Regions from separate parts of the Homo sapiens genome. Here regions 1 and 3 are each linked to region 2. A link is a loop called in an ENCODE intact Hi-C map of the cell type or tissue named here. Cell type or tissue: A673. All regions are shown on one strand.

What was found. A loop is a pair of places that touch in the nucleus more often than their neighbours do. Peaks named below come from ENCODE experiments on the same cell type or tissue, not always from the same donor. Only the 100,000 strongest peaks of a DNase experiment are listed, where the experiment ranks them.
Region 1: a loop joins it to region 2, with 7 times the contacts of the local background. A loop is called at or near these places in 13 of 110 quality-filtered maps.
Region 3: it touches region 2 in a loop (4-fold over the local background); 8 of 110 quality-filtered maps call a loop at or near these places.

What each region holds. Positions count from the first base shown.
Region 1 is chr4:163,674,679-163,682,678 of GRCh38, forward strand. All of the region lies in intron 5 of MARCHF1 (membrane associated ring-CH-type finger 1), which reads right to left. All of the region lies in intron 1 of LOC107986325 (a long non-coding RNA gene), which reads left to right. Among named protein-coding and RNA genes, the nearest start is that of TMA16, 180 kb to the left of the region's middle. In A673, CTCF peaks have their summits at 4,695 (motif pointing right), 6,717 (motif pointing left) and 6,920; DNase peaks (open chromatin) are centred at 4,723 and 6,723; H3K27ac peaks cover 337 bases.
Region 2 is chr4:164,009,049-164,017,048 of GRCh38, forward strand. All of the region lies in intron 2 of MARCHF1 (membrane associated ring-CH-type finger 1), which reads right to left. Among named protein-coding and RNA genes, the nearest start is that of MARCHF1, 370 kb to the right of the region's middle. In A673, CTCF peaks have their summits at 3,798 (motif pointing left) and 4,000; DNase peaks (open chromatin) are centred at 3,063 and 3,783; H3K27ac peaks cover 839 bases.
Region 3 is chr4:164,745,194-164,753,193 of GRCh38, forward strand. No RefSeq gene overlaps it. Among named protein-coding and RNA genes, the nearest start is that of SMIM31, 4.9 kb to the right of the region's middle. RefSeq lists a silencer at 1,671-1,871. In A673, a CTCF peak has its summit at 3,419 (motif pointing left); a DNase peak (open chromatin) is centred at 3,348.

The sequences.
Region 1 (8,000 bases), 330 kb before region 2:
TGACTAATGCCACTATGGGTTAAACTGAACAATATACACATTTGAAGCACAATAATTAGACTTATAATTTAAATAAGTATAATATGTATATTTGTGCTTAGGCAGGAAAGGTTAAGATTGCAGCAATATGAAATCAGGAACTTAAATCAGATAATTGGTAATATTAGACATTAATATGTTATGGTTGAAATAAAGAACATAATAGAAGGAAAAATACCAGCCTGGATATACTTGAAGAATATATTAGTAATTTGCAAGATAATGTTGAAGAAATCTTCTAGATGATAGCTCTAAAGATACAGAAAATATACACAAAATTTAATAAAGATAAACTTAACAAAAGACAGAAGACTCCTCAAGTCAGAAGAGTTGATGGATGCTAAATAAGAGGAAAAAGGAAAACCCTTACCTAGCACATTTAATGAAATTTAATAATATCAAAGACAATGAGAATATTCCAAATGCATTCTGAGGGAAATTGCAAATCTGTATAAAAACAAGAATCAGATTGTCAAACATTTTGGTAGTAGCAGGATGTAAGAATAATGAAGTAATAATGTTAAAGTATTGAAAAATATCCAGCTGGATAATTCCTCAAATTTGAAGGCATAAAAATATTCTTAGGCATTTACGATTTCAGAATTTTTGTTAAGCTCATATAATAAAATTACCCTTGCAGTAGGTATTTAAGTAAGTGAAAAATAAATAAACAAATCCCAAAGGCGCTACAAATATCAGGGGAACGTGGGGTAGCCAAATTCTTCAGCAACTTATTGTGGAGGAGAGAGAGAGTGAAAGAACAAGCACAAAATTGCTAGGACCCGATTAAACTAGAAAGTTCATTAGTAGCAACTGAAAATTAAGTTCTTAAGTTCTAGAAAATATTAACAAAATTGGAACTGGGCAATAACAAAGGGATATGTCTGTGCTAAAGTAGTGGTTTTATCACAGGGACTGTGTAGATAGATATTAGTAAATTAGTGAACTTAAGTAAATTTGGTCATGATTTGTTCCCATCTTACTTCATTCCTCTCTCTCCCTTTGTATATCACATTTTCACCAAACTGGCCTTCCATGGTACCAGCTTGGAAGACACCAAGCTCCTTCTTGCCTTAGAATCTTGGAGTTTACTGTTCCCTGCTACAACAGCTTTCACCATGTTTAGTGCCTTTGTAAGGAATAAACACATTTTTCTTTAAAATATCTCTTCCCTAGAGAAGTCTTGTCAATTCATGCTATATTTAATACAAACAAACAAACAAAGATGCCTATTTTTCCCAATATTTCTCTGTGCCAACATTTTGTTTTTCAGCAACACTTTACTTCATGTGATATTATTTAGTTTATATTTCTACTCAATCTATGTCAGAAATCAGAAGATTGGCCGGGTGTGGTGGTTCATGTCTGAAATCTCAGCACTTTGGGAGGCCGAGGTGGGTGGATCACCTGAGGTCAGGAGTTCTACAGCCTGACCAAAATGGTGTAACCCCATCTCTACTAAAAATACAAAAAAAAAAAAAAAAAAAAAATTAGCTGGGCGTGGTGGCAGGCACCTGTAATCCCAGGTACTAGGGAGGCTGAGGCAGGAGAATCCCTTGAACGCGGGAGGCGGATGTTGCAGTGAGCCGAGGTTGCGCCATTGCACTCCAGCCTGGGCAACAAGAGCAAAACTCTGTCTCAAAAAAAAAAAAAAAATCAGAAGATTAAGAAAACATACTATGGTTCTTCAGCTGAGATCAAGCAGCATAACAGCAAGAAGATAATGTATAGGTTTAAAGTCATAAGAGGCTGTGCATAGTAGGTCATGCATGTAATCCAAGCACTTTGGGAGGCTAAAGCAAGAGGATTGCTGGAGGCCAAGAGTTCAAGGCCAGCTGCGGCAACATAGCAAGACCTTACTTCTACAAAATAAATAACTAATTAAAAAATTGGCAGGGCATGGTGGCAAATTACTGCAGTCCCAGCTACTTGGGAGGCTGAGGCTGGAGGATGGCTTGAGCCCAGGAATTTGAGGTTACGATGAGCTATGTTGGCATCACTGCACTCCCTAGGTGACAAGGTGAGACCCTGTCCCAAAAAGAAATAATAAATAAAATAAGAACTCAACTAGGTCTATTAAAGGAAACAAAATAAAAGACAAAAAGCAAGAGAGAAAAAATTAAGTTCATATATAATTAAATAAAACAGATATAGACACTCAGATTGGATTAAAAAAGATTTGACAACAAAAAAGGAAAATATTAACCACAAAAAAGCCAGGGTAGTGATTTTAAAATAGAAGAAAATAGAATTTAAGGCAAAAATATCACATGAGAAAACACTGATGTTATGTACTGAAAAAAGAAAAAATAGAAAAAGAAGGCATGACATAAGAATTTATGTGCCTATAATACAAGCTCAAAACATATAAATCAAAACCTTTCAGGGAGAAATAGGTAGGTTAACAATTGTCGTTTGAGATTTTATACACTCCTGTCAGAAACTGTGATCAAGCAGACAAAAAATAAGCAATTTATTCTCCACACAGAAACTAGAGCAAAATTTTAAAGATGTAAATTAGATCATGTCATTTCCCTACGGAAATTCTATAGCTTCCCCCGTTATCAGAATAAAATCCAGAAGGTTCTGCAAGTCTCTGTGTGATTTGGTCATCATTTATTCCCATCTTACTTCATTCCTCTCTCTCCCTTTATATATCAAGTTTTCACCAAACTGGCCTTCCATGGTACCAGCTTGGAAGACACCAAGCTCCTTCTTGCCTTGGAATCTTGGAGTGTACTGAGTTTACTGTCCCCTGCTACAACAGCTTTCTCCATGTTTAGTGCTTTTGTAAGCAATAAACACATTTCTCTTTAAAATATCTCTTCCCTAGAGAAGTCTTGTCAATTCATGCTATATTTAATACCAACAAACAAACAAAGATGCCTATTTTTCCCCATACTTCTCTGTGCCAACATTTTATTTTTCAGCAACACTTTACATCATGTGATATTATTTTGTTTATATCTCTACTCATCTTTGTCAGTCTCTCCCACTAGTGTAAAAGCCCTATTGAGGACTACGACTTTCTACCTCTCGCACATTTAAACTCCAGCAGAGTGCTGGACACACACTACATGCCAACATATTACTAAATTAGGCAGCATGGCAGAGGAAAAGATGTAGCTTTGGAATCCCAGATTTCCAACTTGCCAGTTGTGTAATTTTACAACTCTTCTGGCCTCAGATTCCTCATCTGTAAAAGTATAGTTTCTTAACAACTTAGCAAGGTTGGAAGGATGAATTCATTCATGAGTGAATTCATATGAAAAATTCCAAGAATGGTGCCTAGAATTTAGCAGATAAATTGGTGATGGTAATGAAGAAGATTGTGTTCTGGACTCTTCCTTCTTAGCTCAATTGCCCTTGATACAGAATTATCAGTGCAACTATAAGCTAAAACTGCCACAGATGGAATTCCTTGATTCTCTGTTCTTCCCTATTTCTTATACTAAAACATGGGTGTTAGATTCAGGTCAGGAAAACACTTGAACTTCATTTTGATTATGATGACAATGTTATCAGGCCTGCCAGGTTAAAGCAATCGCCATCTCAGTGTTGTTTCTATGCCCAGGAAAGTGGATGGTATACATTATGATTAAATAACACAGAATCTGTTCTGCCTCTTGCATAGAATTAATTTTGGTATAGCTTCCATTTCATTAGAGGAGCACTTTAAAACAGGTCAAGTGTAACCAAGACTAAATTGAAAATGCATTATTCTTTTTTGGTAGGCCCTCTAAGCTGATACATATTTAATGTAATTTTATAAGGAAGTTCAAATGTCAGGCAGACTCCTTTAAGGAAACAAATGTCTTAAATCTCACACTAGGTAATTTTAGAATAAACATTCAGTATATCTCCTCTACTATCCTGGAGCATTTTCTGGACAGAAAATAAGCTATTTGTGTGAGTTATGTGGCATAAAGCTGACAGTAGTGCATTGAATACTGTTCTCTTCATTGCCTGTGTCTCTTTGGGATTTACTTGATGCTTTCAGGAATACCTTGTATTTTTCTACATTTTCTTTCTCAGTATTGGATTCTTGGAATTATGGAGCTTTAACAAAATTTAAGTTCCTGCCTCACTGTTTATCCACATATTAACAGTTTTATTTATCAGGTTGTTTGGTCAGCTAGACAACCACAGTAATTTCACTAGGTGTAATAGCAGCTCCTTGTAGATAAAATAATTTTATTTGATGGTTTTAAGCAACATTTCATTTCCATACCTGCCCTGATTTCCCAAAAATGAATGCATGAACTAACGAGATGTATACTTTGGGCATTTGCATTTGTCATCATGGTACGGGATTTGGGCAAGAGGGATGAAGCATCCAGTGGAGTTGTAAGTTGTGGCCATAAATCATTATGTGTAGTATTTGGCTCTCAAAACATCCAAATCCGTTGAAAGAGGAGAGGTTGAAATTGTTTCCTTTCCTGCTAGAATGTTTTGGCAGAATCTGAAATGGGAATTTCTGGACCTCATGTTTGAACTGGTGGTATGGATCTCAACAGATCACTAGATTTTTCAGGAATATTCTACCAGATAGGAAGACACCTCTGTTTGATTCTTTTCCAGAAGAAAATCTCTGAGTATGTTCTGCGTCCATTTTTTTCCTATTGCCAGATCACCCTGTCTAGAGCCTACTGCCACTTAACGCTTTTTTAGCAGTAGATGGCAGCACGTGGCCCCACATCTTCATCCCGGTAATAAAGACAGAAATCTGAACATCATCTTAGTCTTCTCTCCTGTCTACTCCTCAAACTCCAGAGTCTTCAACTCCTTACATAAGTGACCTTTTAAAGCAGGGGTCCCTGACCTCTGAGTCACAGCCTGGCAACGATAAAAGGTTGGGGACTGCTGTTTTAAAGAATATCTCATATTTATCTCCAATTCTTTTTTTTTTTTTTGAGATGGAGTCTCGCTCTGTTGCCCAGGCTGGAGTGCAGTGGCACAGTCTAGACTCACTGCAAGCTCCGCCTCCCGGGTTCACGCCATTCTCCTGCCTCAGCCTCCCGAGTAGCTGGGACTACGGGCGCCCACCACCACGCCCGGCTAATTTTTTGTATTTTTAGTAGAGACGGGGTTTCACCGTGGTCTCGATCTCCTGACCTCGTGATCCGCCCGCCTCGGCCTCCCAAAGTGCTGGGATTACAGGGGTGAGCCACCGCGCCCGGCCTTTATCTCCGCTTCTTAAACTTCCATGTTTTACTTGGGCCAGCTGCAATTGCCTGTTAACTATCTCTTGCTTTTTATCTGTTTTTTTTTTTTTTTTCTTTTCTAAATTGACTAACAACAGGGCTCTTACTAAAACTCAAGGCTTTTCACATTGCTTTCCTGTTTTAAATTTTTTAATGTTCCTTATAATTTTCATAGTAAAGTTCTCTTTAACTGAGTCCAAGGATCTTCCATGATCTGGTCTATACTTATTTCAGGTTTCCCTCTCTGTCACTTTTCCAGATGCAACCGTTTGATCCAACTACCAGCAGTTCCAGAATATCATGCTCTTTTGTTTCTCTATAGCTTTGCTACATTTCTTGTTTTAAATCTAATATTAATTTATTTTTTAAAACTAAGCTTACGCTTAACCTACCCAGAAAGCCTTTTGAGATACCACAGTCCAATTTGGATCCCTCTTGTTTGTGACACTATAATATCTTCCTTGTGTCTTTTAAAAACATTCAGGACTATTTCTTTGAAGTTATAGGTAACTAGTACTTGTGTCTTTGTCAAACCTAATAATCTTTCTCAGTATTACTCCTCCCTAAGCTCTTTGGGGAATCTGCTCCCTGGAACACCAGCTCTTGTTGAAACATACTCTCTTTGGTGTTCTGTGGGTCGTCACTCTCTAGATTTGCTCATCTGTCTCTTGCCACATCTGAATTCTTCCAGGCTCCTTGTCATCCTTCCTCTGTGGAACTAGGAGTGTTTCTTGCCATTCTATCTTTAGACTTCTAAACTTTTTTTCTACATATTCTCCCTGGAATATCATTTCTTATATTTAGAACCACCACTTCTAAGGGATAAATCCTGTATCTTCATTTTTAATCCAGACTTGTGTTACATGATGCTTCACTATGACTTAAAACACTTTCACAACACTTATTGAAGTTTACCATTATGTATTTCTATAATTTATTATTGCTTGAATGACTCATTACACTGTAAATTGTATGGCTCATCATTGTATTTCTAGTTGCCTAGCACTGTGTCTAATACATACATACATACACACATATATATTATTGAGTACCTAATAATATATGTAATACATTATGTAATATTAACATATTTAATAAATATATTAAATATTATTTATATGTAATAAATATGGTGCATTAGGTGCTCATTAGATGAATGCTAACCAGATATTAAAGGGAACTAACTTATTTGCGAACAGCATCGGTAAACAGTATCTCCATATTTTAAAGGGCTGTGCTATCACATGCATATGGGAATTGCTAAGATATCTCCCTTTTCCTGACTAGTTTTCCGACTTTTTTATACCATTAACCATTTTCAGGCTATATAAAGAAAGAAAGATTGATAGAAAAAAAGGGCTATAACGTGTGGTTGGGAGAATGTTTCCATCTATCTCAAGCCAAGTAAGGGAAGCTCTTTAGGAAAACCTTGAGCAGAGTTTTCAGAACTGGCATGTACAGTTACACAGGTAGTATACTGCCCCCTAGGGGTGATAGTCACATCATAGGCTGATATAGTTTGGTTATGTTCCCCTCAAATCTCATCTTGAATTGTAGTTCCCATAATCCCCATATGTCATGGGAAGCACCCATGACATATAATTCAGGTAACTGAATTATGGGGGGTGGTTACCCCCATGCTGCTGTTCTCATGATAGTGAGTACTCATGAGACCTGATGGTTTTATAAGGGGCTTTTCCCCTTTTGCTTGGCACTTCTCTTCCTACTGCCATGTGAAGAAGGATGTGTTTGCTGCTTCTTCCACCATGATTGTAAGTTTCCTGAGGCTTGCCCAGCCATGCTGAACTGTGAGTCAATTAAACCTCTTTCCTTTATAAGTTACCCAGTCTCAGGTACTTCTTCATAGCAGTGTGAGAACAGACTAATACAGTAAATTGGTAGCAGTAGAGTGGGGTGTTGCTGTAAGGATACCAGAAAATGTGGAAGCAACTTTGGAACTGGGTAATAGGCAGAGGCTGGAATAGTTTGAAGGACTCAGAAGACAGGAAAATGTGGGAAAGTTTGGAACTTCCTAGAGACTTGGAGGGCTCAAAAGACAGGAAGATGTGGGAAACTTTAGAACTTCTTAACTTGTTGAACAGCTTTTACAAAAATGCTGATAGTGATATGGACAATGAAATCCAGGCTGAGCTGGTCTCAGATGGAGATGAGGAACTTGTTGGGAACTATAAAAGTTGTTCTTACTATGCTCTAACCAAGAGACTGGCAGCATTTTGCCCTTGCCCTAGAGATAGTGAAACTTTGAACTTGAGAGAGATCATTTAGGGTGTCTGGTGGAAGACATTTCTAAGCAGCAAAGTATTCGAGAGGAAACAGAGCATGAAAGTTTGGAAAATTTGCAGCCTGACAATGTGATAGAAAAGGAAAAACCCATTTTCTGGGGAGAAATTCAAGCCAGCTGCAGAAATTTGCATAAGTAATGAGGGGCCGAATGTTAATCACCAAGAGACAATGGGGAAAATGTCTCTAGGGCACGGCAGAGACCTTTGTGGCAGCACCTCCCATCACAGGCCTAGAGGCCTGGGGGGAGAAATGGTTTAGTGCCGCGGGCCCAGGGACCCCCTGCTCTGTGCAGCCTCGAGACGTGGTGCCCTGCATTCCAGCTGCTTAAGCTTCAGGTTCAGCCATGGTTAAAAGGGGCCAAGGTACAGCTTGGGCCAGATTAGTTCCCATAATCCTCACATGCTGTGGAAGGGACCCAGTGGGAGGTAATTGAATCATGGGGGTGGTTACCCC
Region 2 (8,000 bases):
TTGGTGAGCCTTCAGCTAGACTAAGAATAAAGGATAGAAGACCCAAATAAATAATATCAAAAACATAAAAGAATATGTAAAAACTGAGACCTCAGTAATACAAAGAATCATTAGATACTATTATGAGCAACTACACACCAATAACTTAGAAAACCTAAAATAAATTCCTGTACACATACAACTACGAAGATTGAACCCTGAAAAAAGAGAAAACCTCAAAAAATCAATTAAGAAATAATCAAATTGAGCCATAATAACAAGTCTCTCATTAAATAAAAGTCCAGGACCTGATAAGTTCCCTGCTGAATTTTACCAAGCATTTAAAAAAGTAATGCAAATTCTACTCAAACTCTTTTACAAATTAAAGAGGAGGAAATACTTCTAAGCTCGTCTCACAAGGACAACATTACCCTGACACCAAAAGCAGATGAAGATACAATAAAGAAATAAAACTAAGGGTCAATATCATTGATTAACCTAGATGCAAAGTTCTCAACAAAATACTACCAAACTGAAATCAACAACATGTTAAAAAATCATTCACCATGATCAAGTGGGATTCATCCAGAAATGCAAGGATGGTTTAACTTATACAAATCCATAAACATGATACATCACATTAACAGAATCAAGAAAAATCTAACCATGTGATTATTGCAATAGATGCTGAAAAGCATTTGACAAAATTCAACATCCCTTAATGGTAAAGAAAAAAAAAGCTCTCATTCAATGGGTACAGAAGGAATATATCTCAAAATAAAAAAGTCCATATATAACAGCTACCATCATACTGAATGGAGAAAAACTGAAAGACTTCCTTTTAAGGTTTGGAAAAATACAAGGATGCCTACCTTTACCACTTCTAGTCAACAAATATTGAAAGTACTGGACAGAGCAATTAGGCAAGAGAAAAAGATAATGAACATCTGAATTAGAAAAAAAGAAGTCAAATTATCCTTGTTTGAGTATATTATTTTAGCTTTAGAAAAACCTAAAGACTCCATCAAAAAACTCTTTTTTTTTTTTTTTTTTTTTTTAGGCGGAGTCTCATTCTGCCATGCAGGCTGGACTGCAGTGGCGCAATCTCGGCTCACTGCAACCTCTGCCTCCCAGGTTCAAGCGATTCTCCTGCCTCAGCCTCCCAAGTAGCTGGGACTACAGGAGCATGCCACCACGCTCAGCGTTTTTTTTTGTTGTTGTTTTTTGGTTTTTTTTTTTTTCTGTATTTTTAGTAGAGATGGGGTTTCACCATGTTAGCCAGGATGGTCTCAATCTCTTGACCTCGTGATCTGCCAGCCTCGGCCTCCCAAAGTGCTGGGATTACAGGAGTGAGCCACTGTGCCCGGCCAAAAACTCTTAAAACTAATAAACAAATTCAGTAAAGTTGCAGTATACAAAATAAACAATAAAATCAGAAACATTTCTATATTGCAGTGGCAATCAATCAGGAAAAGATACATATATCCCATTTATATTACCTACAGACAAAATAAAATACCTAGAAATAAACTTAAAGAAATGAAAGACCTATACAAGGTAAATTATAAAACATTAATGAAAGAAACTTAAGACACAAAAATATGAAAAGATATTTCATGCTCATGATTTAGAAGAATTAATATTTTTAAAATGATAATACTACCCAAAGCAATCTACAGATTAAATGCAATCCCCATCAGAATACCAATGTTATCATTCACAGAAATAGAAAAAAAATCTTAAAATTTATATCAAGCACAAAAGACACCAAATAGCCAAAGCAATCCAGAGCAAAAATAACAAACTTGGAAACATCATAGTATCTGCCTTCAAAATTTACTACAAAGCTGTAGTAACCACAGCATGATACTGGCATAAAAACAGACACATAGACCAATAGAACAGAATGGAAAACCCAGATATAAATCCACAAATTTACAGCCAACTCATTTTTAACAAAGTTGCCAAAAATATGCAATGGTGAAAGCAAAGTCTCTTCAATAAATGATGCTAATAAAAACCTGGATAATGACATTCAGGAAAATAAAACTAGACCCCTATTCTCGAACCACGCCCCAAATTCAAATAAAAATGGATGGAAGATTTAAATCTAAAACCTGAAACTATGAAGCTACTAGAAAAAAAAATCTTTGGGAACAGACTCCTGGACATTGGTGTGGGCAAAGATATTTTGTGTAAGACCTCGAAAGCACAGGCAATAGAACCAAAAATTGACAAATGAGATCATATCAAGCTAAAAAGCTTCTGCACAGCAAAGGATACAATCAACAAACTGAAGAGACAACCCGCAGATGTTAAGAAAATGTTTGCAAACTGTATACCTGACAAGTTGTTAATAACCATAATATAATGAAAAGCTCAGACAACTCAACAGACAAAAAAGTAACTCAATTAAAAACTGGGCAAAAGATCTGAACACACATTTCTGCAAAAGAAACATATACATGGCCAATAGGTATATTTAAAAAAGCTCAACATCAATAACCATCAGAGAAACACAAGTGAGAACGAAAATGAGATACAAATATCATCTCATCCCAGTTACAATGGCTTATATCAAAGAAACAGTTAATAACAGATGCTGGCAAGATGTGGGGAATGGAAAACACTTATACACTGTTGGTGAGAATGTAAATTAGTACAGCTATTACAGAGTCAGTATGAAGGTTCCCCCAAAAAACTAAGAATAGCACCTTCAATAGGAATCAAAAAGTCATGTGAGGTATCACAGTACCTGGTTTGAACATAATATCGAGGAAAGAGGTATTGAAGAGAGTAGGTAAGACACTCTTGCATTGCCTACACCTCACCTACCCTAACTCCAGGCAGCACAGATGGGGAGGAAATGTGTTTTGTGGGGAGGGAGAGCAAAGTGAGTGTGGAGCACTATATTGGAACTCACTTCTGCCTTGTCACAGCAGAACACAGCACAGGGCAGAATTCTGAGAGTGCTCACGGAGGGAGCACATCTAGACCAGCCCTGGGCCAGAGGGAAATTTCTTACACCAGCAGGAAAAACCTCAGTCGTAGCTAGCTTCACCACTAGCTGACGAAATTGGCCTGGGTCCCAGAATAAATTTAAGTGGCAGTCAGGACACAAGGATCACAGTCCTAGGGCAAGTCCTGTTGCTGCACTGGTTTTGTAGGCAGGGAACTTGGGGTGCAACACCAACTGTGGTGTCCAAATGAATGCCAGTGTCACCCCTCCTACAACTCCAGGCACTGTAGCCTCAGTAAAGATTCCTTCTGCTTGACAGAAGGTGAGTACAGAAGACTGTATCTTGCAACTTGGGTGCCACCTGAGCCTAAGTAAAATGAAGCATCAGGAAGATTCCTGAAACCCCAGATTCCAGGTCTTTGCTCCTGGATGGTGCTTATAGATCTACCTTTGGTCAGAAGGGATTCCATTGCCTTGATAAGAAGGACCCAGCTGAATTAACCAACTGCTGACTAAAGTGGTCTTGGGCTTTGAGTAAATAGCAGCAGCAGCAGCAGCCAGGCAATTGTGGCCACAGGCTTTGGGTGAGTCCCAGTATTTTGCTGCTCTGTAAAAATTTGGATGTGACCCTGAACAGTGCCAGCTATGGTGGATATGAGAGTGTCCACATCACCCCTTTCCCCAATTTCAGATAGCCCAGGGCCAAGAGAGACTCCTTTTGATTGGGGAAAAGAAAGTGAGAGACTTTGCCTGGTGACCCAGGGAATTCTCCCTTATCTTACCCAAGTTCACCAAGGCAGTGTCTATAGGAGGCGACAGGATTTGCACCATTCCTGAGCTTATGGAGCCCCCTAGTGCGAAACAGTTGCCGTGACCACAGGCTTTGGTCACAATACTCACTCCCCTTGGAATTTGTAAAAAGCCCTCTCAAGGGTGCATATAAACAAGCCCAGACTGTGAAGATTAGTTTAAATATATAAGTCTTCCATGCCCAGACATCAGTGAATGCCCTCAAGCACCAAGAACACTCAGGAAAACATGACCTCACCAAACACACAAAAGAAGGCACTAGCAACCAATACTGAAGTGATGGAGATATGTGATCTTTCAGACAGGGGATTCAAAATTGTTGTATTGAGGAAGTTCAATAAATTTCAAGATAACACAAAGAAGGAATTAAAAATTCTATCACAAAAATTTAACAAAGTGATTGAAATCATTAAAAAACTCAAGCAGGCATTCTGGAGCTTAGAAATACAATTGAGAAACATAAAAATGCATCAGAGTTGCTCAACTGCAGCACTGATCAAGCAAGAAAGAATTAATGAGCTCAAAGATAGGTTATATCAATATACACAATTAGAGGAGAAAAAAGAAAAAAGGATAGAAGGAGAATAAAGAATGCCTAAAAAAATCTAGAAAATAGCCTCAAAAGGACAAATATAGGCGTTATTGGCCTTAAGGAGGATGGAAAGAGAAAGTTTATTCAAAGAAATAATAACAGAAAATCTTCAAAAACTTGGGAAAGATATGAGTAGCCAAGTACAAGAAGATTTTAAAAATCCAATAAATTTAACCCAAATAAGACTACCTCAAGGCATGTAATAAACTCTCAAAGGTCAAGGATACAGAAAGGATCCTAAAAGCAGCAAGAGAAAAGAAGCAAATAACATATAAAGGAGTTCTGATGTTTCTAGCAGCAGCAACTGTGCAGGTCACAAGGAAGTGAGATGACGAAGTCAAAGTGCTGATGGAAAAAAAAATCTTTCAACCTAGAATATTACATTAATCAAAGTTATCCTTCAAACACAAACTAGAAATAAAGACTTTCCTATACAAACAAAAGCTGAGGAATTTCTCAACACCAGACTTGCCTTAAAAGACATGCTAAAGGGAGTCCGGGTGTGGTGGCTCACACCTGTAATCCCAGCACTTTGGGAGGCCAAGGCAGGTGGATCAGGATGCAGGTGGATCATGATGCAGGTGGATCAAGAGATCAAAACCATCCTGGTCAAAATGGTGAAACCCCATCTCTACTAAAAATACCAAAAAAAAATTAACTGGGCATGGTGATGCACCTCTGTACTCCCAGCTACTTGGGAGGCTGAGGCAGGAGAATTGTTTGAACCCAGGAGGCAGAGGTTGCAGTGACCCGAGATCGCATCACTGCACTCCAGCCTGGAGACAGAGTGAGACTGCATCTCAAAAAAAAAAAAAAAGTAAAGAGAGAAAGCAGAAAGTCAAAAAAATGAGGACAGGGTGGAATAAAAAAGTGTAGAGGTTTTTAGTTTTCTCTTTGTTTGCTTTTTTCCCTTTCTTTGTAATTAGAGTTAAGCTGTTATCGGTTCAAACTAATTTGTATAAAATGTTATTTGCAAGCCTTATGGTAACCATAAAACAAAAACTTATAATAGATACATAAAAATAGAAAGCAAGAAATAACAACATATTACAGGAGAAAAACACTTTTACATAAAAGAAGACAGGAAGGAAGGAAGAGAGGAACACCCAAACAACCACAAAACAGATAACAGAATGGCAGTAGAAAGTCTTTACCTATCAGTGATAACAATGAATGTAAATGGACAAAATTATTCAAAAGACATAGAGTGGTGGAATCAATAAAAAACAAGACTCAAATATATGATGCTTACAAGAAACTCACTTCACCTATAAAAACACATATAGATTGAAATTAAAAGAATGGAAAAATATATTCCATGGACATGTAAACTAAAAAGAGCAGGAGTAGCTATAATTACATCAGACAAAACATATTTCAAGAAAAAAACTGAAAATGGTCATTATATAATGATAAAGGGATTGATACAGCAAGTTAATATAACAATTATAAATATACATGTATCCAATGCTGGAGCACTCAGATATATAAAGCAAATATTATTAGAGCTAAAGAGAGAGAGAGATCTCAATACCATAATAGCTTGATACTTCAACACCCATTTTCAGCATTGGACAGACCATCTTGACAGAAAATCAACAAAGAGACATCAGACTTAAGATTTACTGCAGACCAAATGGACCTAATAGACATGATCTGATTTCAAATTATACTACAAAGCTGTAGTAAACATCAAGGTACTAGCATAAAAACAGATGCCTCAAACAATGGAACAGAATAGATAATACAGCTATAAATCTATCCATTATGGTTATCTCATTTTTTGACAAAGGTGCCAAGGACATACGATGGGTAAAGCACAGTATCTCCAATAAATAGTGCTAGAAAAACTGGATATCCATATGCAGAAAAATGAAACTAGACCCTTATCTCTCACCATGTATAAAAATCAAGTAAAAATGGATTAAGGACTTACAACTAAAAATTGTAACTATAAAACTACCAGAAGAAAACACTAGGGTAACACTCCAGGACATTGATGTGGGCAAACATTTGTTGAGTAACACCTTAAAAACACAGCCAACTAAATCAGAAATAGACAAATGAGATCACATCAAGCTAAAAAAGCTTCTGCACAGCAAATAAAGCAATTAACAAACTGAAAAGACAGCATACAGAATGTGAGAAAGTGTTTGTAAACTTCCAATCTAACAAGGGATTAACATCCAGAATAGATAAGGATCTCAAACAACTCAATAGCAAAACAAACAATACAAATAATCTTACTTAAAAATGGACAAAAGATCTGAAAAGATATTTCTGCAAAGAAGACACACAAATGGCCAATAGTATATGAAAAAAAAAATGCCCAGCATCACTAATTATCAGAGAAATGCATGACAGTGAGATATTATTTCATCCCAGTTAAAATGGCTTATATCCGAAAGACAAGCAATAACAAATGCGGAGAAAGAGGAGCCCTTTATACGCTGTTGGTAAAAATGTAAGTTACCAACATACAGCAACTATGGAAAACAGTATAAGTTTCCCCAAAAAAAAAAAAAACTAAAAACAGAACTACCATGTGATCCAACAATCCCACTGCTGGGTCTATGTTCATAAGAAAGGCAATCAATATATCGAAAATATATTTGCACTCCCATGTATTACAGGAGTACCCACAACAGCTAAGATATGGAATCAACCTCAGTATCCATTAATGGATGAATGGACAAAGAAAATATTATACATATTGTATTAGTCTGTTTTCAGACTGCTATAAAGAACTTCCCTGAGACTGGGTAATTTATAAAGTAAAGAGGTTTAATTGACTCAGTTCCATATGGCTGGGGAGGCCTCAGGAAACTTACAATTATGGCAGAAAGGGAAGCAGGCACATCTTACATGCAGCAGGCAAGGAGTGTGTGAAGGAAGCGAAGGGGGAAGAGCCCCTTATAAAGCCATCAGATCTCATGAGAACTCACTATCACAAGAAGAGCATGGGGGAAACTGCCCCCATGATCGATCCAATCATCTCACACTAGGTCTCTCCCTCAACACTTGGGGATTGCAATACAAGATGAGATTTGGGTGGGGACACAAAACCTAACCATATCACATATACACAATGGAACATTATTAAGCCATAAAAAAGAATGCAATAAAATGGATGGAACTGGAGGGCATTTTAAGTGAAATAAGCCAGGAAGAGAAAGACAAATATCACACGTGTTCACTAATATGTAGGAGCTAAAGAAAAATAACTCATGGAGATAAGGAGTACAATGATGGTAACTAGAGGCTGGGAAGGATGCTGTGGAGGGGAGAATAAAGACAGGATGGTTAATGGGTACAAAAATACAGTTAGATAGAATGAATAAGATCTAATGCTCAGTAGCACAATAGGGAAACTATAGCTAACAATAATTTATTGTATATTTCAAAATAAAAGAGCGGAATTGGAATGTTTCAAACACAAAGAAATGATAAATAATTGTGATAGATATCCCATTTACCCTAATTTGATCATTATACATAGTATGCTTATATCAAAACATCACATGTACCCTATAAATATGTACAATAATTATGTATCCATTATAATTAAAAACTAAAAATTGGAAAAAACCCTCATGAACCTAAAGTCCAAAATATTTCAAATAATTTTAAAAGATGTATCTAACAATACTTGAAAATCAT
Region 3 (8,000 bases), 740 kb after region 2:
ACAGATGCATGCTTAACTCTATTTTCACCCTGACATCACATCAGTGTTACTGGTTACCCTAGATTTGATCTTTGCTCAGAAGCCCTTTCTTTTTTTTTTTCTTCTTTTCTTTTCTTTTTTGAGACGGAGTCTTGCTCTGTCGCCCAGGCTGGCGTGCAGTGGTGCAATCTCGGCTCACTGCAAACTCCACCTCCCAGGATCAAGCGATTCTCCTGCCTCGGTTTTATGAGTAGGTGGGATTACAGGCACCCACCACCATGCCTGGATAATTTTTGTATTTTAGTCAAGACGGGGTTTCACCATGTTAGCTAGGCTGGTCTCGAACTCCTGACCTCAGGTGATCCGCCCACCTCAGCCTCCTGAAGTGTTGGGCTTACGGGCATGAGCCACTGCGCCTGGCCTGCCTTTTCTTGAGAAAATTTTACTGTCTGGAAACGGTTCAAAACTTAACAGTAACAGTACCCTCTCCCTCCCCCCACCTTTTTAAAAGTTCATCTCTCTCTAGCCATTACTTTAGCATATGAGGCTAAAAGAAAGAAGGTGGCACTTTCAGTATTCTATGTGGACCCCTCCTTAGCCAAACCCATTAGTTCATTTCTACTTTCCACATTTCTTCTGGCAACTTTGTTACCAAACTTTCTAACATTGTATAACAAGGCTCTGCTTTTCTCCAGCTTCCACTGGTAATTCCTCACTGTCCCGCAGGTTGTCACTAACAGTCTCCTCAAGGCCCTTTTGCCCCTTGCCTGCTGCCTAGTCCCAAAGCCAATGCCACAAGTTTTAAGTCTTTATTACAGCAGCATCCCAGTTTCAATAACAATTTTTGTTGCATGCATCTAATACTGTGTAACAAATCAACCCAAACTTAGATGTTTAAGGCAACAATTTATTATTACCTCTCATAGTCCCAGAGACATCAAGTACAATGGATGGAATGAGGTGCCATATTGAGAAAAAGGCCACTCCAGTCCCTTTTTACCACTTACTCCAACCACCACCCCCGAGAATGATGCCTGCCCAGCAAGAAATTGGAGGCTTTCTCTATGGGGAAACTGGAAATCGATGAGTCCAAGAAAAAAGAGCTCTAGATTAACATTTGGTAATCTCACAATCTTATGCCTAGGTTCCTCTCAAATCCCCCTAGAGTAAAACCCAGCAGCTGATGAGCCCTGCTACTCTTGAAGTGCCTCCAGTCAGCACTCTTAAATATGATTAGCCAGTTACAAATCACAAGACATTTGTACAGTCTCCAGCATGAAAGGAGAGACTAAGTAAATCAAAAGAACTCAAAGAAAGCAGAGTCAACGTATTGCATGATACTGAGAAAAAACAAAGACTGTTAAAAAACCTATAGTTAACAAGCTTGAGGATAAAACAATATTTCAAGCAAGAAAAAAGGAAAAGTTGCTACCAACAAAGAATATCCAGGGGTAGAGTGGCCAACCATCCCCGTTTGCCCAGAACTATCTCAGTTTTAGCTGAGAGTCCCATATTCCAGGAAAACCCTTAGTCCCAGGCAAACCAGGAGAGCTGGTGACCCTGCTGAAAAGTGGGAATGCTTTTTTTTTTTTTTTTAATTTATTTATTTTTTATTGATAATTCTTGGGTGTTTCTCACAGAGGGGGATTTGGCAGGGTCATAGGACAATAGTGGAGGGAAGGTCAGCAGATAAACAAGTGAACAAAGGTCTCTGGTTTTCCTAGGCAGAGGACCCTGCGGCCTTCCGCAGTGTTTGTGTCCCTGGGTACTTGAGATTAGGGAGTGGTGATGACTCTTAACGAGCATCTGTTTAACAAAGCACATCTTGCACCGCCCTTAATCCATTTAACCCTGAGTGGTCACAGCACATGTTTCAGAGAGCACAGGGTTGGGGGTAAGGTCACAGATCAACAGGATCCCAAGGCAGAAGAAGTTTTCTTAGTACAGAACAAAATGAAAAGTCTCCCATGTCTACTTCTTTCTACACAGACACGGCAACCATCCGATTTCTCAATCTTTTCCCCACCTTTCCCGCCTTTCTATTCCACAAAGCCGCCATTGTCATCCTGGCCCGTTCTCAATGAGCTGTTGGTCACACCTCCCAGACGGGGTGGTGGCTGGGCAGAGGGGCTCCTCACTTCCCAGTAGGGTCGGCCGGGCAGAGGCGCCCCTCACCTCCCGGACGGGGCGGCTGGCCGGGCGGGGGGCTGACCCCCCCACCTCCCTCCAAGACGGGGCGGCTGGCCAGGCGGGGGGCTGACCCCCCCACCTCCCTCCCGGATGGGGCGGCTGGCCGGGCAGAGGGGCTCCTCACTTCCCAGTAGGGGCGGCCGGGCAGAAAGTGGGAATGCTTTAATAAATTAAGGACATGACTTAAGAAGAAATAAGAAGCCATTTGAAGGGTTGACAAATAAAATTGAGGATAAAATGCAGGAATAGAATGAAAAGACAAAGAAAAAATAAAAGGGAAAAAATGTTTTTTGAAAACAGAGACTCTAGGAGGTAGATCATATGGATAATAGGAGTTCTTGAAAGAGGAAATCGAATATAGAAGGGAAGAAGCTATCAAAGAACCAATACAAGGACATTTTCCAAACTGGAAGGACCTAAGTTTTCAGATGAAAAGGGCTCGCTGGAGGTCCAAACAGTGTTTGGGAAAAAGGAATGGCAATGGGGACTTTCCTCAAGAGTGTTAAGAGCTGTAGGAGTGAATAAACAATTATTAAAGTGGAGAAGGAGAGGAGGAGTGTAAATAGAAAGTGAACATATCAAATTCAAAGAATTTGAATGGAATCAGAAATCCAAATGGCATATTTACTCCACAGCAATGCTGCAGCTTTAATCAATAGAAGATCATGCCTTTAAAGTTCTGAAAGAAAATCATGTCCAACAGAGATGTCTATAGCCAGTGCACCATAATAAATGTACAAGGATGGTTTCTGCATCATTGTTTGTACAAGCAAAAACCCATATACAACCTAAATACCTAATGTTAGAGATGAAAGAAATTATAGCACATTTTATAACATTCAGATAATTTAAAATAATTTATTTACCAAATTTCATTGGAGAATGAAATCAATGTGTATGTACTGACATGGAAAGAACTCCATCATATATTAGGTTTCTAGAAAAACAAGTTTCAAAATAGCAATGTACAGTATTAGATACATTTTATAAAAGAGCATAAACACACACACACACAAACAGTATAGATAAAATAAGTGGGAAGAGAAAAATCTCAATTATTAGTGACTATTTTTGGGACACAGAACTTAGAAACCCAGCTGTTACTTTTTGTTTTATACAATTCTATAGTAGTTGGATTTTTTTCCTTAGATGGCCAAATTGTTTTTAAAACAATGCACGTTTTATTTCTTTGTGATGACAGCACCATCTAGTGGTCTATGTTAACAACTTTTAGAATATTTTTGACTTTAATGTGATATTTAATAATATTTTCCTATTAAAATAAAAGCAAGCAACTACAGCACAGGGAAAAACATTTTACTATGGCATTTGAAAGAACAAGCACTCATAATTATTTATAGGCTTTATGTCTTAGAACGATCTCCAAGATGTATCAAACGCAAAAATCAAATACAAAAAAAATGTGATAATCTACTATTTGTGCTAAAAAATACTCGGCTAAAAAAAGCAGAATATTTTTACATATTAGATTATACATGCATAAAGGTAAACACTGGCCACTCTAAGTCTGATATAGATGGAAACCCCCTGCCACAGAACCAGGGAAACAGGAAGCAGGGCCAATCCCTGGCCCCAATATCAAACGGGACACCTCAGACTCAGACCAGTGTTGCGTTTCCGCTTCAAGGGGTCCCAACGCAGCCCCCAGCACAAACAAATTTACCTACAGCCAACCCAGATGGGTCCCAGCCTCTTCTTCTGTCTCAGTACAATGCTTGTCCACCTCCACAGTAGGGCGCGGGGCGGTCGACCTCTGTATACCATTCCTCTAAATTTACTACCTAATTCTTTGCCTTTAATTGTCCCCACGGGGGTCACTGGCCCTTTACCTCAAGGTTCGGTGGGCCTGATGTTAGGTAGGGCATCCACCTCCGCTAAAGGTATCATAGTTCATACTGGTCTCATTAATTCTGATTCCTCTGATGAGATTAAACTTACGGTGTCTGCCAAGATTCCTGTTTCCATTCTGGCCAGTAAGCTCAATTACTTTTACTACCTAATATTGTTTTAAACAAAGGAGATAAGACATGGGGCCCTGGGATGGGCTCCGGTGGCAAAAAAAAAAAAAAAAAAAAAAAAGCCACTTATTGGATTAATGTAATTTCTAAACAATGGCCCACCTGCATCATACACATTCAAGGAAAAAAGTATGAGAGTCTAGTAGATACTGGGGCTGATGTTTCTATTATTTCCTCTAATTTATGGCCTTCCTCCTGGCTTAAACATCCCACTAACATGGGACTAGCAGGGATTGGAAAAACTGATGAAGTTCACCGGAGCACATTTATCTTGCCTTGCACTGGCCCTGATGGTCAAAAGGGTACAATTCAGCCGTATATCACACCAATCCCCATTAATCTTTGGGTAGAGATTTGCTGGCACAATGGGGGGCTGAAATTAATATTTCACATAACTCTTAAAACTCCCAAACCAACACCTGGGAACCTGGAACAATTATAATGTGGGGAAGAGGGTATGCTTGTGTTTCACCAGGAGATCATCAATCCCCTGTCTGGGTGCCCACTAGAAGCCTGAAACTTCGTGTGAATGCTGACAATAAAAACCACAGAGAAAAGATGTCCACGTCAGAGACCACCCTCATACGTGGTGAGATCCTCAGAAACTGGCACGCCAAATCAAAATGGGTCTGGTTCAATCCTCCCTAATGGCAATGGAGACCCCTCTAACTAATCCCACTTCCCCTAATTACCTTTCTTTTTCTCCTTATGAACCTAAAAATCTCACCATTTCTATTAGCCTGAAAATAATATCCCCCTGTTCTTCTCTTCCTCCTTCAGCACTGGATCTCGCTCACAATAGGTTTTATTTAATAATTCTCCTCCTTATACTGTCTCACCAGTTTCCCCTCAAACTGATTTACCTGCTACACAAAATTATTCTTATTGGGCTTATGTGCCTTTCCTCCACTTATTCGACCTCTCACCTGGATGGATGCTCCTGCAGAAATCTACACTAATGATAGTGTGTGGATGCCTGGAGCTACAGATGACTGTTGCCCTCTCATCCAGGAGAAGAAGGCACTGCATTTGATGTTACTATAGGTTATAAATACCCTCCTCTGTGCCTCAGACATGCACCTGGTTGTATCCATCTAGTAACTCAAGTCTGGGCTGCTTATCTTCCAGAGAGATTAGCCACAGGAGAACAGGGACACTTGGTCTCCAGCCTCTCCCTTTCTCCCTTAAGACAAATGAAAAGGGGAGTAATAGGAGATAGCCCATACTTTCAATATAAACCTGTAGGAAAACCATGTCCTAAAAATTTTGAGAGCCCATCTAAAACTTTAATTTGGGAAGACTGTGTTAACTCACATGGAGCAGTATTAAAAAATGACTCATATGGTTTAGTAATAGACTGGGCACCAAAGGGCTATTTAAAAAACAATTGCTCCTCTGGCAGAAGGGAATGCCTGGAGGCTACTTATTTTATTTCTTATTGGGAGGACAAGGATCATCATCCTACTTTGCATAGAAGGTTCAGCTTGTTCTTTCACTTAAAATGGGAAGATAAGGGCATTACCCACCCAAGGCCTCGTATGATATTCCCCATTCTGAGCCCAGAACACCCAGAACTTCGGAAACTGGCTATTGCCATGTCTGGACTGCGAGTATGGGAAGGGGAAATTTTCTGTCTGTTGTCCCCACTACCGCCTCTCGCAATCGTGATTCTGAACGCTATGATAAATCCCCTTTGAACCCTTTTCCTCTTTTTGATGCAGATCCCCCTTTATGGGACTCCAATTGGCATAATGATAATTCTTCTCGACCCAGGTATGCCCCTCTACCTCTTCGGTGTTCCCGGGTACCTCGGATTGCTCCTTTACGGCGGAGAATATCGCGCATTGCCACTGCCGCTCCTCTCCCTCAGTATCAACGTAGATTCAAACATTCTGCTTTGTTAACCTCCAACCTGACTATTCCTATACAGAGTTGTGTTAAGCCTCCTTACATGCTGTTAGTGGGAAATATCAAAATTTAGACAAACAACCAAACTGTCCTATGCATTAATTATCATTTATACACTTGTGTTAACTCCCATTTTGACTTCAGGAAAAGTGTAATGTTGGTTCGAGCTCGAGAAGGAATCTGGATACTGGTAACTTTACCCAGACCTTGGGAATCTTCCCCCTCAGTACATTTAATTAATGAAGTGTTACAATGAATTCTCAGAAGATCTAAGAGATTTGTTTTCACTTTAATCACTGTGATCATGGGCCTAATTACAGTCACTGCACTGGCCACCACTGCCGGAATGGCATTACACCAATCTATTCAAATGGCTCATTTTGTTAATGATTGGCAAGCCAATTCCACCCAAATGTGGAATTCTCAACAGGGCATTGATCAAAAATTAGCTAATCAAATTAATGATTTAAGACAGTCTGTTCTTTGGCTTGGAGATCAACAAATGAGTCTCAAACATTGCATGCAAATGCAGTGCAATTGGAATACTTCTGATTTCTGTTTCACACCATATTCCTACAACAACACTGATCATTCATGGGCAATGGTCAAAGGACACCTGCTGGGTAGGGAAGATAATTTATCCTTGGACATAACTAAATTAAAGAAACAAATTTTTGAAGCCTCTCAAGCTCATTTATCCATTGTGCCTGGAGCTGAGGCATTAGATCAGGTGGCAGAAAGTCTTTCTGGACTAAACTCCATGACTTGGATTAAGTCTACTGGGGGCTCCACTGTAGCAAATTTTGGAATCATGCTTCTCTGTTTAATCGGCTTATTTTTAGTGTGCGGACCAGTCAAAGAATCCTGTGTCAAAACCGAGAGAACAAACAAGACTTCATCGCCATGGCACATTTATATAAAAAGAAAGGGAGAGATGTGTGAAGTCAGGGACCCCAAATGGAGGGACTGGCTGGACCCGCGGCAGAGGAACATAAATTGTGAAGATTTCATGGACATTTATCAGTTCCCAAATAATACTTTTATAATTTCTTATGCCTGTCTTTAGTTTCTTAATCCTGTTATCTTCATAAGCTGAGGCTGTACATCACCTCAGGACCACTGTGATAATTATGTTAACTGTACAAATTGATTGTAAAACATCTATGTTTGAACAATATTAAATCAGTGCACCTTGAAAAAGAACAGAATAACAGCGATTTTTAGGGAACAAGGGAAGACAACCATAAGGTCTGACTGCCTGCGGGGTCGGGCAAAAAGAGCCATATTTTTCTTCTTGCAGAGAGCCTATAAATGGATGTGCAAGTAGGAGAGATATCACTAAATTCTTTTCCTAGCAAGAAATATTAATATCAATACCCTGGGAAAGGAATGCATTCCTTGGGGGAGGTCTATAAACGGCTGCTTTGGGAATGTCTGTCTTACGCGGTTGAGATAAGGAACACGCCCTGGTCTCCTGCAGTACCCTCAGGCTTATTAAGGTGGGGAAAAACTCTGCCCTGGTAAATTTATGGTCAGACCAGTTCTCTGCTCTCGAACCCTGTTTTCTGTTGTTTAAGATGTTTATCAAGACAATAGTGTATCACTGAACATAGACCCTTATCAGTAGTTCTGTTTTTGCCTTTTGTCCTGTTCCCTCATAAGCATGTGATCTTTGTTCTGCTTTTTGCCCTTTGAAGCATGTGATCTTTTCACCTACTCTCTGTTCTCACACCCCCTCCCCTTTTGAAACCCTTGATAAAAACTAGCTGGTTTGAGGCTCAGGTGGGCATCATGGTCCTACCGATATGTGATGTCACCCCCAGTGGCCCAGCTGTAAAATTCCACTCTTTGTACTCTTTCTCTTTATTTCTTAGCTGGCCAACA